Regions from separate parts of the Homo sapiens genome. Here region 1 is linked to region 2. The links are chromatin contacts, found by Hi-C or POLR2A ChIA-PET in ENCODE. All regions are on one chromosome and are shown on one strand. The core of a region is the stretch at or near the end of the contact, and the rest is flanking DNA. Distances in the headings are between cores, read along the strand shown.

What was found. Hi-C counts contacts between places; a loop is a spot of excess contacts on that map. ChIA-PET counts read pairs that join two places held with the same protein, here RNA polymerase II (POLR2A). Pooled maps may share reads with other maps.
Region 1: a pooled map shows a loop between it and region 2 (4-fold over the local background). The contact joins two enhancer-like sites. A Hi-C loop is called at or near these places in 3 of 50 pooled maps. POLR2A ChIA-PET finds 5 or more read pairs at or near these places in 4 of 52 experiments (IMR-90, activated CD4-positive, alpha-beta T cell, activated naive CD4-positive, alpha-beta T cell and 1 more).

What each region holds. Positions count from the first base shown.
Region 1 is chr2:96,911,463-96,916,286 of GRCh38, forward strand. The region is part of intron 12 of FAM178B (family with sequence similarity 178 member B); the gene reads right to left. Among named protein-coding and RNA genes, the nearest start is that of SEMA4C, 44 kb to the left of the region's middle. RefSeq lists an enhancer at 1,774-2,461. Within about 2 kb of position 2,474, at least 6 of the 41 ENCODE cell types and tissues checked have a DNase peak (open chromatin) inside an H3K27ac peak, as active enhancers do.
Region 2 is chr2:96,837,499-96,842,158 of GRCh38, forward strand. It overlaps ANKRD23 (ankyrin repeat domain 23), which reads right to left. Exons shown (of 9, transcript NM_144994.8): 3 at 4,562-4,660; 4 at 3,289-3,414; 5 at 2,918-3,016; 6 at 2,734-2,832; 7 at 2,499-2,597; 8 at 2,229-2,327; 9 at 414-2,146. The coding sequence ends at 2,051. Among named protein-coding and RNA genes, the nearest start is that of ANKRD23, 4.2 kb to the right of the region's middle. RefSeq lists enhancers at 1-383, 384-938, 3,970-4,575 and silencers at 2,078-2,137, 2,278-2,377. Within about 2 kb of position 1,958, at least 4 of the 41 ENCODE cell types and tissues checked have a DNase peak (open chromatin) inside an H3K27ac peak, as active enhancers do.

The DNA.
Region 1 (4,824 bases), core at 1,224-3,723, 74 kb after region 2:
GGGAGCAGGGTGGCATGTGAGCCTGGGAAAGGGGGCACCAATGCCCTCCAACCCCAGGCTGCACCGTGGCATTTCACCCTGAGGGGGAAAGTCTGAAAGATTTTATGCACATCAGCAATGCGAACACATGAGCATCTGAAGGACGGTCACACTCCGGGACAGCACAAGGTGGAGCTGGTGGAGAAAGCCTGGAAAGAGACAGTGGGATGCTCTGGCGGAAATCCAAGGGGGTTGCAGGAAGAGCTGCACCAAGGCAGCGACAGGGAGGGTGAGGAGGAATGAGCACTGTGGGAGATTGGGGAGCTCCAGGGCACCGAATCTGTCCATAGGACTCCAGGCCTGGGCAGTGGGCAGACACTGGTGCCACTCATGGAGCCATGGAAGACAGGGAAGGGGTCCTCCTGGGAAGGCGGTGACTCCTGCTTCCCACATGCTGAATCCCAGACATGTGCCACACAGATAGGTGCTCAGCAGCAAAGTCTGGCCACAGGTATTCATTTGGGAGCTGCTAGCATGTGCCTGGAGCTGAGGCCTCGGGTGCAGATGAGATGGTGTCTCAGGCTGGCTTCCCCAGAAAGTAGGCTCTGAAATGGATATTAGCAAGCAGGGAATTTACGTAGGGAGAGAGGATGCAGGGAATTTATGCGGGGAGAGACAAAGGAAACCAGGCTGCCACGCAGCCAGTGAAGGCCTCAGCTGACCCCACAAGGACTCCGGAGCCAGCAGGGTCCTTCGGAGACATCCTCAACTAAGGCAACGGGGAAGATCTTTGTGTCTCAGCACTGGGCTGCTGCCAAGGAAGGGGCCCAGCCCTGGTAAGGTGACCACCTTTGGCAGAGGTGACTCCTCTGCCACCCCCAGCAGTGGAAAGAGTGCCCCAGTCCTGGATCGGGGCAAGTGGGGGGCACCTAGCACCCCCGACTTCATGGGCCTGTGTCACAGTAAGGGCTAGGGTGGAATCCTGAGGCCCACCAAGACTCGAGGGCTGGTGGGGGAGGGGTATCCCTGAGGGCAGCTGAGGAAGCCAGGAGGGCCCTGGGAAGCCCAGGGAAGGAAGTGCTGGTTGCTCATCAGGAAGAGCCCGAGAGGTCCCTGGTGACGGAGCAGCTTGGCTGGAGTGCCTGGTGCCCCAAGAGGTGTCTCCTCAGCTCCTGGCCCTTTAGGTCCTTCAGACATCCCACCTGAGAGGGAGCCGCGTCCTCTCCAGCCATGTCCCCCTCCTGGCGATCATGGCCTGACCGCCGCCCACCTTCACGCTGCTGTCTGCCTCCCAGCTCCAGCCCAGGCTCCGGATGCGACCTTCATCTTGCCTCTTGTTCCTTCCTCCAGGTTTGGTGCCCTTCTGAAATCTCCAGGTTGACTGGGCCTTGACTGCCTCCTTCCAGACCTTCTGGCCTCACCCGCCCACAGTGAGAGCTCTCTGTGACACTCTGAGCTCCGAAGAATCCAACCTGCCCGAGGGTGGGCAGGATTCAGCCATGAGTGAAAGAGAACTGGGGGAGGAAGCTTGGAGCTGCGGCAGGAGCTCGAGGGAGATGTGGGTGGAGACAGAACGGCTGTTTTAAGGTAGGAGACGCAGGAACGCATTTATTTGCTGCAGAGAAAGCTAGTGAACAAAAAGCAAACGGTACAAGAATAAGGGATGACTGCAGAAGGTTTTGGGAGAGGCAGGACTGCCAGGATCCAGAATTAAGGGTGCAGTGGGCAGCAGGGAGGTGAGAACTGAGAGCACTGCGTTTGTCTAGTGGGGGTGGCTGTTCGCTGGGAGTGCAGAGGCTTCAGCAGCAGGAAGCATGGAGTCTGCTAAGGTCCCCAGGAGGCTGGCCAGGAACTCGCTGTGGCTCCGGGCAGCCTGAAGGGGTCAAGAGCCAAGGTGGGGACAAGGGACATGCATGTGGCATCACTGTTTGGCCGTGCAGTTTCAAGTCTGAGAACAGGCAGGCAGGGAGTCCACAGTGGAGAAGGGGTCCAGGAGCTGACCCAGGGCCGGGCAGTGGTAAGGGGAGAAGGAAAGGTGGGGCCCTCTGGCCCCACAGTGAGGAAGTGAACAAAATGGGAGGGAAACGAGGGTTTCGAGGGAAGCCACGGTGCATCTGCGCCTGTCCCAGCTCTTATCCCCAGTGCGCAAGGACCTGACGAGCGTGAGGCTGCTCTCTCCCTAGCCTGTCTGCACTTCCGCTCCATCAGTCAGTTCCTCCTTGGTGGCCACACAGAACCTGCTTGGCTGGCTGCTCCAGACATAAGAACACTGAGAGGATCCTGGGGTGCTCCAGAATTCACAGGAAGATGGAGAACCTGGCCAAGGGGTGTGGAGCAGCAGGGTCCCTGGCCAGAAAAGCCTGTGAGGACTGCCGTCCCTGAGTCCTTTCCTCAGGAGCATCCAAGTGGTTAGGCCTGGGTCTCGCTCCCAGAGGTGGAACAAAGGAGTGCCTGACTCCCGGCTTCTGTGCAGAGGAGGGTGCGAGGAAGACGCCTCCTCAACACAGGAAGGAAGCCCACACCCCCCGCAAACCTCAATGTATTTCCATCACAGGAAGAGATCAGAAGAGAGCCAAACATTGTTGGCTTTTACTTATTTGCCAAATATTTACTCAGCACCCGTGATATTCTAGTCCACGCTCTGTTCTGGGTGCTGAGGATGCAGACATGGGGGAGATGGACGGGGCCCTCCCGCCCAGGGAGCTCATACTCATGGGGAGGGCTGGTCATAGTTCACTTCTGGTCCTGGTAGTCCGTGGAGAAAAATGAAGGAAAGGGAGGTTGTGCAGAGCCCTGAGGTGGCAGCTCATTTGGAAAAAAGGATCAGGTGAAACCTCTCTGAGGCAGTGACATGTGAGCAGAGACCACCATGATGAGAAGGGGGGAGTCTCCTACCAACGTGCGGGCATGAGGGAGGGTGGGCATCAAGACACAAGTGCCCAGTGCACCGCAGGGACAGGGAGAAGAAGAGCAGAGGGCAGGGCCACACCGCAAAGGGGCCTTAGCGGCCACCTTAAAGACTCCAGGCTTCCTTCCAAGATGATGCAAAGTCTTGGAAGATTCTGGAGCAGGGAAGTGACTCAATTGCTTATGACAGTTCTTTTATGGTTCAGTGTTTTAGGTGTCATCATAATGTTGTAATTATGTTTTAAAATACCCACCAAGGGCTGGGCACTGTGGCTCATGCCTGTGATCTCAGCACTTTGGGAAGCCAAGGTGGGAGGATCACTTGAGCCCAGGGGTCTAAGACCAGGCTGGGGAACACAGGGAGATCCTGTCTCTACAAAAACTTAAAGAAGTTAGCTAGGTGGGATGGTGCATGCCTGTAGTCCCAGCTACTCGGGAGGCTGAGGCAGGAGGATCACTTAAGCCCAGGAGGTCGAAGCTGCAGTGAGCCTGGATGGCACCACTGCACTCCTGCCTCGGCGAAAGAGATTCTGTCAACAACAAACAAACCACCAAGACCTTATCTTTTTAGAGACACGTACTGAATAAAATAAGTCTAATCATTTGCTCTGATTCACAATGATGTGGGGCAGGGGTGGGGGGCAATGGGTGAGGGAAGGAGGAGTCTCCACGGCTGTGTTTGCTGAGATGGAAAATGGGTACATGGAGTCCATTTTACTAGCCTCTCAACGTTTGTATATGTCTTGAAATTATCTATAACCAAATTTTTTTTTTTTTTTGAGACGAAGTCTCACTCTGCCTCCTAGGTTGGAGTGCAATGGCACAATCTCGGCTCACTGCAACCTCTGCCTCCCGGGTTCAAATGATTCTCCTGTCTCAGCCTCCTGAATAGCTGGGATTACAGGTGCATGCCACCATGCCCAGCTAATTTTTTTTTTTTTCTATTTTTAGTAGAGACGGGGTTTCACCATGTTGGCCAGGCTGGTCTTGAACTCCTGACCTCAAGTTATCCACCCACCTCGGCCTCCCAAAGTGCTGGGATTACAGGTGTGAGCCACCGCACCCAGCCAACAAAACTTTAAAAACTTATTAAATAGAAGTGATTCTGGCTAATTGGTGAGAACTGGCTGTGGGGGTAAGAGCAGGAGCTTGGAGGCCGACAGGGTCTTTAGAAAGGGGAAATAAGAGGATGGGCACGGTGGCTCACGCCTATAATCCCAGCACTTTGGGAGGGCGAGGCGGGCAGATCACAAGGTCAGGAGTTCAAGACCAGCCTGCCCAACATGGAGAAACCTCGTCTCTACTAAAAATACAAAAATTAGCTGGGTGTGGTGGCACGCACCTGTAGTCCCAGCCACTTGGGAGGCTGAGGCAGGAGAATCGCTTAAACACGGGAGGCGGAGGTTGCAGTGAGCTGAGACTGTGCCATTGCACTCCAGCCTGGGCGACAGAGTGGGAAAAAAAAAAAAAGAAAAAGAAAAAAAGAAAGGGGGAAATAAGCCCTAGGCAACCAAAAACACTCCTATTAACCTCACACCCAAAGATGGCCTTTCTTTTCCCCTAAACAGAATTGGCATCACACTTTACATATGGCTTCAAAGCCTTTTTTCCACTCAGCGTATTTCATTAACTTTCCCATTTTCCTGTGACATCATTTTTAGGTACCATATAATACTCCGTAGCACGGGCAGAACTGAATCGATGGTGGGGCACTGAGGCAATTTCCAGTTCTTCACTATCATGACATTGCTATGCCAAACATCCTTGTCAATGAATCTTTGCCATCTAGTTCCCCAGAAAACGATCTAGCTTTTTGAAGGGTGTGCACATTTTAAAGTCATTTGCTTGATTTTGCCAAACTGGCCTCCAGAGGGACTACTGACCGCATCTCATGAGCAGGGAAGCATATGCCTGTTTCCTCACATCCTGCCAACACTG
Region 2 (4,660 bases), core at 708-3,207:
AGAAACAGGTTTTTGTGTGTTTATCTTGCACCCGAGATTTTGCTGGACTCCCTAGTTGTCTGCTTTCTGTAGATTCCTAGGATTTCCCACATAGACAAGCATGGCCTCTGCATGAGAATACCTGGATCCTCCCCTCAGGGCTTCTGACTTAGGGTCTGGACATCAGGACTTTTTAAACCTTCCTGGTGATTCTGATAAGCAGCTGAGGTGGAGAACCACTGCTCTTTGACCTTGTCGTCAGTGAGCAGAGGTGCCTTAAGCACAAAAGCCTAGTGCCAGGACCCCGCATCCCGCCCACTCTGCACTCGGCCTATCTTGCTGTCGGCCGGCATGGCTAACAGGCGTGGGCCCTATCAGACAGTCCCTGGTGACTGAAGCATGGGCTCCTCTCGGCCCAGGAAAGACGGCTAGGCTGTAATGGATAGCCAGTTTTAATGAACAGAGGATACTGATTGGTATAAAAAGGTGTGTTTGTCACTGAGGTGTCCTCATTTTCTAGATGAGGAGTTGTCTTCTCCATGGTCTTGAACGCCTGCTTCGCCATGGCACCAGCGTCTGGGTGCACGCTGGCTGTCGCCACAGGGCAGGAGCTGCTCATGGAAAGGTGTGTGCCCCTAGTGTGCAGCACTGGTCAGCTTTTCCACATAGTAACAACAGCCTTGTTCTGGGCCTGAGAAGGCCCCCAAAGGTAGACGAAAAGGAACCATGGCCAAATGCCTATCAATCAGCCCGGTACCTAATGTAACCCAGGACCCATGTGAGGGAGGCTGAGCCTTCACCTTTCAGCCCTTCCCTCAGCATGTGGTTCTCAGTTTAGGGCAGAGCTTCTTAAGATTCACTTTCTGGCGTTTAGGGGCCCAGCCCCACCAGCAGTACAGGCCTACACCAGTGTAATTTGAAACGTACAGACGGTGGAAGAGGAAGTCTAGGGAGCTTGGGTCCTTAGACCACCAGGGAGCAGGGAAGGGATGGGAAGGGCTGGGGGGCGGCGGGGGCTCACCTTCCTCTGCTTCCCTGTGGGCTGGGTTCAGAGCTCCTCAGTGTCCTGGCCTCCCAGGTGGGATCAAGCAGGGTGGGTGCAGCTGCAGCGTTCCAGGCAAGAGCTCAAGCTCCAGTACCAGGAACATAAGGGGACATAAGGGCCTCAGGCAAACTAGGGTTACGGGCCACTGCCCCAAGAGTTGAGTGGGCCACAAGCAATCCCCAGTGCCCAGGCGCTTCCCCATGAGAGCCGCCAGCAGGCAACGGTGTGCCAGGCCGGCCTGAGCGGGGCCAGTACACAGTGGGTGCGAGGCTTCTCTCAAATGCGCGCTCCAGCTCATCAGTCTTAGGGCTTCTGAGGCAACCTAGTGGGTCCTGGACTTCTGTTGCTGTGGGGCCTCAAACCTGTTGAGTAGCCACCTCAGATGACCAGAACCCACCTCCAGAGTTCCTATGACCAAAGTTGTCTAGAGCCGCTCCGGACACTGCCAGGGTTGCTACTGACAGGAATGGGGTCCCCAGAGAAAGCCATGCCCACAGGCATCCACCAGCTGCAGACAGGCCCGGCCCCTGCATGGCCTGCCTTGGCTGCACCTTGTACATCCTGGATGGCATCTGCCGGCCACGGGCTGAGTCCCCACACACACAGACTGGCCCTGGAGAGAGCAAGGCAAGCCCCCTAACCTGGGACAAGTGGACACTGAGGACTCCCAGACCCAGCCCTGGGTGGCTCCAGCTTGGGACTGCTCCCTTAAGGCTCGTTCTTGGCCCTCACTCTCCTCCCCTTCCTGGCCCTCATCTGGACCCGCGCTTTCTGCTGCCTTGTGGTCCTCTGCTCCAGCCCTGGGAGGGAACGCGGCTCCCCTGACACTCGAAGCCAGGGAGGCCTCTCTCTTTGCCTGCTGGGCCCGGTGCCGCTCTTCAGTTCTGCCAGGGCTGCTGAGGCGGCACAGGCCAGAGAGGGAGGAACCAGGGCTGAGGGCAGGAACCACAGAGGTGCAGACGCGGGGGCGGGGCACAGGATGGAATGGTGGCAGTGCGAAAGGCGCGGCGGGGGGCGGTGCTGCGGTCAGCACCGGGTGCGGGGATGCGCCACGTGGGCCTGCAGGGCCTCCCGGATGCCGCGCTGCCAGTCTCGAGCCAGCTGCACCGGGGTCACGGAGGCCTGGGAGCAACGGTGTGGGTCAGTCCCTTGCAGGCGCTCCACCCGCCCTCGGGTCAGGAGCCAGGGCTGCGCCCACACTCACCGCGTTCCGCACCCCCAGCTCGGCCCCATAGAGCAGCAGTAGCTTCATGGCTTTGTAGCTGCCGTGCCGCACGGCCTCGTGCAGAGCCGTGTCCCCTTCCTGCTGAGAACGCAGGCAGTCAAGCTTCTGCCTCCGCGTGCTGCCCTCCTCATGCAGGAAGGTCAGGGCTGCTGTCACCGAGCAGACAGCACCTCTGGTCCTGGCTGGGGCTCCTCAGTCCCTGCTCCTCTGGAGCTGTCCGAGCCGGAAAAGACCAAGCGCCTGCCTTACCTTATCCTGTGCGTTCAGGTGGGCGCCACACTCGATGAGGTGCTCCAGGCAGTCGGGGTGCCGGGTGCGCACTGCCACGTGCAGGGGGGTGCTCCCGATCTGAGAGCAAGTGGGGGTCAGTGCTGGGTCTGGATTGGTGAGGCCTCCCTAACCCATGGGACTACGTGCTCTCTTCTCCAGGAACAGCGTCTGCTCCCGTGTTCCCGACAGGCCCCCAAAGCACCGTGCCCCTCACCTTGTCCCGGGCATTGACCCGGGCTCCCTGGTTAAGCAGCTGTTTGAGGATGACCAGATGTCCTCCGCGGCAGGCCCAGAACACAGGTGTCCTGTCCAGCTGCAAAACAAAAGCACCCAAGCACTCAGCTGCTGGGATGTGAAGCTGGGCGTCGACCAGAGGCTGGGCCTTTCCCCATCCTCACCAAGTCTCGCGCGTCCACTGTGGCACCTGCCACCAGCAGCTTGTTCACCAGCTGGCTGTGACCCTTCAGACAGGCCCAGTGCAAGGCGGTGCGGTGGAGCTGAGGGCAGAGATGGAAGATTAGGCAGAGGGAGTGCAGCCACCCCTAGAGACCCCACGCGGTCCCCTTCCCAGGGCCAGGTCCCTGAATGGAATTGCCACTTCCCCCACCACGCGATGGGCCGCTCCCTCTCCTCCGTCTGCAGGTGCCACTGGATTCATGCCCATAAGAGTGAAAATCCCTGCAGCCTCCTAGGCCAGGACTTGAACACACTGAAGGCAGCGCTCCTGCAGCTGCAGCTGCTGCCAGCCGACTCACCCAACCTGTGCTACCTTGTCATGGGCATTGGGGTCCCCTCCGTCTGTCAAGTACTTGTCAATCAGGTACTCCTGGTTCTCAGCAGCTGCCTTCAGGAACATCTCCAGGCCCACAGGCTCCACCTGGGCCTGGGACTGCGGCTGGTTCAGTTGAAGACAAGACCAAATCACTCCCGAAGGCCGCAGGTGCCCAAGATGTCACAGCTTCACCAGTCTGGCCCACGGGTCCCATGCAGCCCACCAAGGAACACTGCTGGCTCGTACTAATGCAGTTTCTTATTCTAATCCCACGCCAGGAGATTGAATAGACTGTGTGTGTGTGAGCGTGTGTGTTATGGATTGACTTGTATCTCCCCAAGATTCGTATGAAGTACTAACCCCAGGTACCTCAGAATGTGACCTTATTTGGAAACAGAGTCACTGAGGATGTAATTAGTTAAGATGAGGTCACACCGGCGTATGGTGGGCCCCTCACCAATATGACTTGTGTTAAAGTGGGCTCTAATCCAATGTGACTGATGTCCTTATGAAAGGGGACACGTGGGCCGGATGCGGTGGCTCATGCCTGTAATCCCAGCACTTTGGGAGGCTGAGGCGGGCAGACCACAAGGACAGGAGATTGAGACCATCCTGGCTAACACGGTGAAACCCCATCTCTACTAAAAATACAAAAAAAAATTAGCCGGGCGTGGTGGCGGGTGCCTGTGGTCCCAGCTACTCGGGAGGCTGAGGCAGGAGAATGGCATGAACCCGGGAGGCAGAGCTTGCAGTAATCCGAGATCGTGCCACTGCTCTCCAGCCTGGGCAACAGAGCGAGACTCCGTCTCAAAAAAAAAAAAAAAAAAAAAAAAAAAGTTGGGGGAGACACATGGACACAGGCATGCACACAGGCAGAACGCCCAGCAAACATGAAGGCAATAGTTGGGTGATACATCTACAAGCCAAGGAACGCCAAAGATCACCAGCATCCACCAGAAGCCGGAGAGGCATGAAGGGATTCTCCCTCACCACCCTCAGAGGGAACCAGCCTCGCCAACACCTTCCTGTTAGCCTTCCAGCCCCCAGGACAGCGAGGTGACACATGCCTGCTGTTGAGGCTGTCCAGGCTGTGGGACTTTGTTATGGCAGCCCTGGCGGACACATCCGCGGGGGCTCTGGAGTGGATTTAATGGGCTCCCCAGGCACTGGCTGTGTGGTCCTGGCCTGCAGTGCCCACTCTGCCCCAAGCCCTTCCTCTGGAACTGGAGCCCTGGTGTGTGCACTGCCCTAACCCCGACCTCCCACTCACCTTAACCAGGGGCTCAGGTTTCCTGGGGGGGACTCTGTGTCTCAGTCGCTTTTTCCGTCTTTGAACCAAGTTTTCCAAGTCAGCCAGGTTATCCAGATT